3 separate regions of the Homo sapiens genome follow, and regions 1 and 3 are each linked to region 2. The links are chromatin loops, found by intact Hi-C in ENCODE. Cell type or tissue: dorsolateral prefrontal cortex. All regions are shown on one strand.

Region 1 (2,500 bases), 79 kb before region 2:
TGCAATGACAGGCATGAGCCCCGGTGCCCGGCCTTCTTTTGTATTAACTGGAATTCGTGTGCAAAGGCTGCTGGCCTCCTCCCCTTCCTTTTTTTTTTTTTTTTTTTTGAGACGGAGTCTCGCTCTGTCGCCCAGGCTGGAGTTTAGTGGCGTGATCTCCACTCACTGCAAGCTCCACCTCCTGGGTTCACACCATTCTCCTGCCTCAGCCTCCCAAGTAGCTGGGACTACAGGCGCCCGCCACCACACCCAGCTAATTTTTTTGTATTTTTAGTAGAGACGGGGTTTCACCGTGTTAGCCAGGATGGTCTTGATCTCCTGACCTCGTGATCCGCCTGCCTCAGCCTCCCAAAGTGCTGGGATTACAGGCGTGAGGCACCGCGCCCGGTCCTCCCCTTTCTCTTTACTTGTTCCATTCTTTATGTATATGTCTATGGACTTGGGGGTGTGTACCTTGCTCCCCTGTTATAATCCCCTTATACCATCTTCCTTTTGTTGCTCAAATTACTCCCCCAGCTTTAGCCATTAAAAGCTCCTTCAGAGGCCAGGTGTGGTGGCTCACGCCTATAATCTCAGCACTTTGGGAGGCCGAGGCGGGCGGGTCACCTGAGGTCAGGAGTTCCAGACCAGCCTGGCCAACATGATGAAATCCTGTCTCTACTAAAAATATAAAAATTAGCCGGGCGTGGTGGGGGGCGCCTGTAGTCCCAGCTACTCAGGATGCTGAGGCAGGAGAATGGCGGGAACCCGGGAGGTGGACATTGCGGTGAGCTGAGACCGCACCATTGCACCGCAGCCTGGGCAACAGAGCAGGAAAAAACAAACAAACAAAAAACTCCTTCAGAAAAGCCCGGTGGTGATCCTTCCTTTTGGGTGGCCTAACAGAGGGATGGAGTGGGGCTCCGCCTTCCTCAGCCATGGTCCTGGGTGGCGTGGCCCACACACAGGACATCTGGGGCCCCCGCCCTGTGAGAACAACCCGGCCATTTCCACCCACAGCCAAGGTGCAGGCTGTGGGCACTGGGCGTGGCACAGCCTCTAGGAGTTCTTGGTTCCGGCTCATTCCAGGGCAGACCTGCAGCCACTCCTCTGTGCAGAGCGGGAGCCACCTGGCCCAGGCCTCACCTGGCCAACGTGGGGTTGTGGGTGTGGCAGGCCCTTCCCAAGCCCCGAGCTTCCCCTTCCTCCCGGGCCCTGCCGCAGGGACTTCTATATTTCCCTGTGGTCGTGAGGTGTCGCCACTGCCGTGATAAAGGGCTCTGGTGGCAAAGCCAGGGAGCAGGGCAGGAACGCCGCCGGGAATCCCCAGTGCACTCTGGGAGGGGTTGGGAGGCCCGGGAACTGCCAACTGGCGCTGGAGCCCTGTGGAGGAGGCTCTGCCCACGGGGCCGCCCCAGACAGGAGGACACGTCCTCTCCTGCTGCTGCACCCACCCAGACATGGGCTCAGGGTGGGGGCCATGGGGAGGCTCGGGGGGTCCCTGAGGTCTAACCCTGAGCACCAGATGGACACCTGCTCCCTCATCCATCCAGCAAAGGGCAGAACCTAGGGTTCCAAATAGCAGCGGGCAGCTAGGTCTGTGGGAGAGGTGCCCTGGAGCCCCTGAACACACAAGGAGACAGGCAGGGCATCTCACAGGGCCCTGGAACCCCGCCCTGCACAGCACCCAGAGACAGCAGCCTGGAGCACAGACAGTCACCGCCTGCTGGTCCCCAGGCACTTGGCCGTCTGAAGCAGCCAGGCCTTCGTGCCTACTGACCAGGCTGCAGGGGCAGGGTAGAGGGGAGGCTTCAAGGAGGGGTGAGCCCTGCCCTGAGCAGGTGGGTGTCAGTGGGCCCTGAGCACAGGGCCATACGACTCAGCACCTCTGGGTCCCTGGGATCCCAGCAGCCTCCCTGCAGCCGGGGCTCTGGGGCCCGAGGCCCTCTGGCTGGCGTGCCTGGTGCCTCCTGCGCGACCTGGAAGGTGCCGTGGCCCAAGGGAGACAGCAGCCACACACTCTGGAGCAGCCGCAGTCTACGACCCCATGCCCTCTGCAAGAGGCTGCCACCCTGCTGCCAGGTAACACCTGGCCACGGCACTCACGGCACCTTCACAAAGGGCCAGCCCTGCACTCACACCTGCACACCTCGCCTGTGCATCTCACCTGTGCCGCACACACCCGTACATCTCGTCTGTGTACCTCACCCGTGCCTCATGCACACTGTGCACCTCCCCACCATCCTCACACCCATCCAGGGGAGAGAACAGAGGGCACAGCCCATGCGGCCTGGTCTCCACAGGCAGATCATGAGCCTGGTGCTGCGGACGTGGCCGCCCCGCCGGGCCTGGTATGAGAAGCGGCCATTCACTCAGCGTGGGCTTCAGAGGCCGGCAGGCAAGGCCAAGGCCTTGGGCTCCGACCCTGCGAGCAAGCGTGTGCCTGAAAACCTCTGCCCCGACTCTACCCTGCTGGGAGGCCTCTCCCTCCCTCCAACCCCTGCCCGAGGGTCACACGGGA
Region 2 (2,500 bases):
CCCTCCCCAGTCCTTCTCCTTCCTGGTCTGTGGGTGTGAGGGCTCTGGGGACCTCGAGTGAGTGGGGAGTGGTGGATTTGTCCTGCTTTATCCACGCACCTGCCAATGGGTCCTTTTCAAGGGTCCCAGAGAACTCAGGCAGCAGGCAGCCCGCGAGCCCAGCTTCCTCACGCATGGATTTCGGGAGATGCCTCTGTGGACATCCACCCCATGGTGCCCAGATGTCATGGGAGAGGCAGACACCCCGAACCCCATGGCTCACGACGTGGCTGAACTGCTCCCCGGACGTCTGTCCTCAGCAGCAGGAGGGACGCCGACCCCGGCCCCTGTACCCCCCCGCCTCTAGGTCTCCAGGGAAGGACCCTCCTGGGGTGGGCAGGCTGCTCTTGGCCCCAGATCTGCTTCTGGGTCTGAGGCTGGCCCTCAGCCGTGCTGCACGTGCCTCCCATTACCATCCTAAGTCAAGGCAAAACAAAACCACACAGTCCCCGAGCCATCTGCAAACCTCCCGCAGCAAGCTCGGAGGGTGAGGCCCCCCCACAGTAAGCTCGGAGGGTGAGGCCATCTGAGTGCCGGGCTGGCCGGGCTTAGGAGGAGACCAAGCTTTACCCACGGAGACGCCGTTTAATGGAACCCAAGTGACCCAAGGGAGCTGCCACGCCACCGCTCAACCACACCCACAGGGAACACACATGTAGGGGCCTGGGGCCTTGTCCAGTGCGGGGGTCCTGGTTCAGATGTCCTGAAGCTCCTCCCTCGGAGTGGGCAGCCCCCATTAGGAAACTTCTGGAACCCAGAGGCTGGAAGCCGGCCTCACTCTGGGACCTGGGCCCTCCCCGTGATTGCTGGGGCTCCCTCAGAGCGGGGGTCTTCTTCCCACCTTGGATGCTGAGGGGGAAGGAGGTAAGACACTGGAGGGCTGGGTGGGCTCACCAGGCTTCAGAGGGCAGTGGGACTTGGACAGCTCAGCCTAGCGCCCAGCTGTCTCTCCGGGCAGGTCTCACAAATGCCCCGAGGCAGGCCCATCGCTGGCCAAATTCCCCACCCCTCCTGCCTGGACTCAGTCCCTTGTGAAATCTAAGCAAAGTCCTAGGGTGTCTGAGGTCAGAGTGCATCGGGTAGCTCCTGCTGCATAACAAGCGGGGGAGGGGGTGGCCCATGGCTCTGGACTGCTGGGCCACAGGGGTGATGAGGTGAGGCTTGGAGGAGTCTGTAGGATCCTAACTTTGATGACTATTCAGGGTTTGAGGCTGCACTCAGCTTTATCGCCTGTGAAACCCACGCAGCCAGCAGGGGTACGAGTGCTTCTGAGGTCCCAGTGGGCGGGGGGTGGCCTGACCCAGACAGGGCAGGGGGACGGCAGCTGGAGCGCGTGGAGAGAGCGCCCGTTCCCTGGGAGCCACTGGAGGGCGCATGGCACACGGCGCCCGGCCAGGGCCTGACTGTGACTGGAGCAAGAGCCGAGGGACTGGACGGACGGCAGGTGGCGCCACCTGATCTGTGCAGGGACAGGCAGGGACAGGCAGGCAGAGAAAGAGCCCAGCTGGAGGCTGCCAGCGCTCCAGGGAGAGGAGTGGGGAGCGGACAGCGCCGGCCCGGGCTGGAAGGTCAGCTTGAGGCTCTGGGATGTGAACACTGGGCACCGAGTCATCCAGAAATAAATCCCAGGCACGGTGGGAGGCCGGGGTGGGAGGATCGCTTGAGCCCAGGAGTTTGGGACCAGCCTGGGCAACACAGTGAGGCCCCCCGCTTCTACAAAAAATACAACAATTAGCCGGGTGTAGTGGTAGCAACTGTGTTCCCAGCTACTCAGGAGGCTGAGGGAGGAGAATCGCCTGAGCCCAGGGGGGTGGAGGTGGCAGCGAGCAGAGCTCATGCCACCGCACTCCAGCCTGGACGACAGAGCGGGACCCTGTCTCTAAAAAGATGCCACTCTCTTGGGGGCTTGGAGGGAGGACAGTGCTCTGAGGGTGATTCAGCGGCCGAACCTGTGTCACTCTTGGTGGAGTGAGCAGACGGCACTTGGTGTGAGCTGTTTCTCAGACATCAATCCTGCAAGAAACTGCTCAGAGGCCGCTTCCTCAGAGGGCTGGGTGGGCTGGGGCAGGGGACGGTTTCCGGAAGCCGCACAGTGCTGTGAGAGGTCTCCAGCCTGCTCTGCGTGTTCGCACCCCCAATGTCAGGGAGGGCCCTTTGGCCTGGAAAGCCCAGTCTCCACAGGTCTGCTCACCCCCACAGGCAATGTGATTCTGACTTCCAAACAATGCTCCCTTTGATTATTTAAAAACATTACTTTTATTTTTATGTATTTATTTTTTCAGACAGAGTCTCGCTCTGTCACCCAGGCTGGAGTGCAATGGCACGATCTCGGCTCACTGCAACCTCTGCCTCCCGTGTTCAAGCGATTCTCCTGACTCAGCCTCCTGAGTAGCTGGGATCACTACAGGCGCCCACCACCACACCCAGCTAATTTTTGTATTTTTAGTAGAGATGGGCTTTC
Region 3 (2,500 bases), 150 kb after region 2:
TGAGGTAGAAATCAAAGAACAACATCCTCAAACAAAAGAAATGAAAAACAGGGCCGGGCACTCACACCTGTAATCCCAGCACTTTGGGAGGCTGAGGTGGGAGGATCACTTGAACCCAGGAGTTAGAGACCAGCCTGGGCAACATAGCAAGATCCCACCTCTACAAAAAAAATTAAAAATTACCAGGGCATCGTGGCATGCACCTGTGGTCCCAGCTACTTGGGAGGCTGAGGTGAGAGGATCCCTTGAGCCCAGGAAGTCAGGGCTGCAGTGAGCTGTGATGACGCCACTGCCCTCCAGCCTGGGCAACAGAGCAAGACTGTCTCTAAATAAGACAAACAAATTGAAAAACAGCAAAAAATCTCTCTAACAGCATTCAACTAATATCTCGGCCTAAATACTCTCCTCTTTCCTTTATTCACCTTGTATAATAAACTGTGATTATAAGTTTTTAATATCATTTCAGCAAAATGAAGTAAATCAACATTTATCTGCAAAAACTTCATATGCATCCACGCAGAAAAGTCAGACTAGTTTCTCTGTCACCGGGTTCCCCAGAACACAATGATCCTCTCAACACATCTGCAATATTGAAGGCCAGGCACCATGGCTCACGCCTATAAGCCCAGTACTTCGGGAGGCCAAGGTAGAAAGGTCACTTGAGGCCAGGAGTTCGAGACCAGCCTGGGCAACGTAGTGAGACCCTATCTCTATAAAAAAATATATATTTTTAAATTAGCTGGGCATGGTGGTGCACACCTGTAGTCCTAGCTACTCGGGAGGCTGAGGTAGGAGCTTCACTCACGCCTGGGAGTTCAAGGCTACAGTGAACCATGAATGCACCACTGCACTCCAGCCTAGGTGACAGAGCAAGACCCTGTCTCCAAAGAAATACAGACATTTACAATACTGAGCGGATGTCAAAGATCCTCATTCTTAAGCTCAGCATTTGGAAAACTACAGCAATTTCAGCCGCTGACCTATTTTAGGAACTCATCTCTGAGCTGATCATTCAAGTGCAGTCTTAGGCTTACTGCAAAGAATACATCTGGAAGGTTAATGAAGAGTACATTAAAAAATATCCCCGATCCCTTTTAACTTTGTTAACCTGGAGAAACTGAGTTAGGATTGATGGGCTGGTTATATCCGTCCTTCCTGTGACGCTGGACCTAATTTCTCACCAGGAATACCGGACGCTGTCAACCCTCACTCTGACTTAAAAGGCCTTTTGGGGACATCTTGTGAAAATGTTTTGATACTGCAGCCCGTACACCAGAAAGGGAAGTAGCAGCCAGGCTCCCAGGCTCCTGTCCAAGATGCCAGGCACCAGGGGTGACGGCACGGCCCTGGGCCCTGCACAGATAAAACAGTGATGCCAGCCAAAGCCCAACTCAGGCAAAGGAGAGCCCCCGAGGCAGGGGGCGAGGACACTTCCCGAGACGCGCTTCCCCTGCTGTAGGCAGGTGGGGTGACGCGAGATGCCAGGCGCGGGACTGTGAGCCTGTCCAACCCAGCCAGAGAAAACGTTCAGCATCTGCAAACATCTGCTCCCGCGGCCGCACCAGCCCAGGTCCAAATCTGCTTTTGAAAAGGCAGAGCCTCGGCCGGGCGCAGTCGCTCACACCTGTATCCCAGCACTTTGGGAGGCTGAGGCGGGTGGACCACCTGAGGTCAGCAGTTCGAGACCAACCTGACCAACATGGCAAAACCCCGTCTCTACTAAAAAATACAAAAATTAGCCGGGCGCGATCGCGGGCGCCTGTGATCCCAGCTACTTGGGAGGGGGAGGCTGAGACATGAGAATAGCTTGAACTCAGGAGGCGGAGGTTGCAGTGAGCTGAGATCGTGCCACTGCACTCCAGCCTGGGCAACAGAGTGAGACTCCATCTCAGAAAAAAAAAAGGCAGGGCCAGTGACCTCCACGGTTGACTCTGACACTCCAGCCGGCAGGGCCACGGCCGACTCGCCCGCTCTCAGTGGCACTCTGGGGACACCTTCATTTCCATCAGGTAGGCTTTGGGTTCCATCAACTTTTTTTTTTTGAGAAGGGTCTCGCTCTGTCATCCAGACTGGAGTGCAGTGGCACAGTCATGGTTCACTGCAGCCTTGAGGGCCTGGGCTCAAGCGATCCTCCCACCTCTGTCTCCCGAGTTGGTGGGACTCCAGGCACGCACCACCACACCTGGCTAATTTTTGTATTTTTTGTAGAGACAGGGTTTTGCCACGTGGCCCAGGCTGGTCTTGAACTTCTGGGTTCAAGTGATCCACCCGCCTTGGCCCCCCCAAAGTTTTGGTCTTACAGGCCTGAGCCACCACACCTGGCCTCACTCTTAAGTTTTTTTTTTTTTTTTTTTTTTTTTTTTTTTTTTTAATTAATTTATTTTTTTTTTATTGATCATTCTTGGGTGTTTCTCGCAGAGGGGGATTTGGCAGGGTCATAGGACAATAGTGGAGGGAAGGTCAGCAGATAAACAAGTGAACAAAGGTCTCTGGTTTTCCT

What was found. A loop is a pair of places that touch in the nucleus more often than their neighbours do. Peaks named below come from ENCODE experiments on the same cell type or tissue, not always from the same donor. Only the 100,000 strongest peaks of a DNase experiment are listed, where the experiment ranks them.
Region 1: it touches region 2 in a loop (4-fold over the local background); 5 of 110 quality-filtered maps call a loop at or near these places.
Region 3: a loop joins it to region 2, with 2.8 times the contacts of the local background. A loop is called at or near these places in 47 of 110 quality-filtered maps.

The regions. Positions count from the first base shown.
Region 1 is chr7:913,111-915,610 of GRCh38, forward strand. All of the region lies in intron 4 of ADAP1 (ArfGAP with dual PH domains 1), which reads right to left. Among named protein-coding and RNA genes, the nearest start is that of GET4, 38 kb to the left of the region's middle. In dorsolateral prefrontal cortex, a CTCF peak has its summit at 1,227; a DNase peak (open chromatin) is centred at 1,301; H3K27ac peaks cover 2,500 bases.
Region 2 is chr7:991,858-994,357 of GRCh38, forward strand. It overlaps a transcript of CHLSN not described here. Among named protein-coding and RNA genes, the nearest start is that of CYP2W1, 9.9 kb to the left of the region's middle. RefSeq lists a silencer at 1,210-1,299. In dorsolateral prefrontal cortex, CTCF peaks have their summits at 1,443 (motif pointing right) and 1,649; DNase peaks (open chromatin) are centred at 1,059 and 1,474; H3K4me3 peaks cover 370 bases; H3K27ac peaks cover 349 bases.
Region 3 is chr7:1,143,104-1,145,603 of GRCh38, forward strand. No RefSeq gene overlaps it. Among named protein-coding and RNA genes, the nearest start is that of CHLSN, 6.1 kb to the left of the region's middle. RefSeq lists an enhancer at 2,339-2,500. In dorsolateral prefrontal cortex, CTCF peaks have their summits at 1,246 and 1,445; a DNase peak (open chromatin) is centred at 1,282; H3K4me3 peaks cover 811 bases.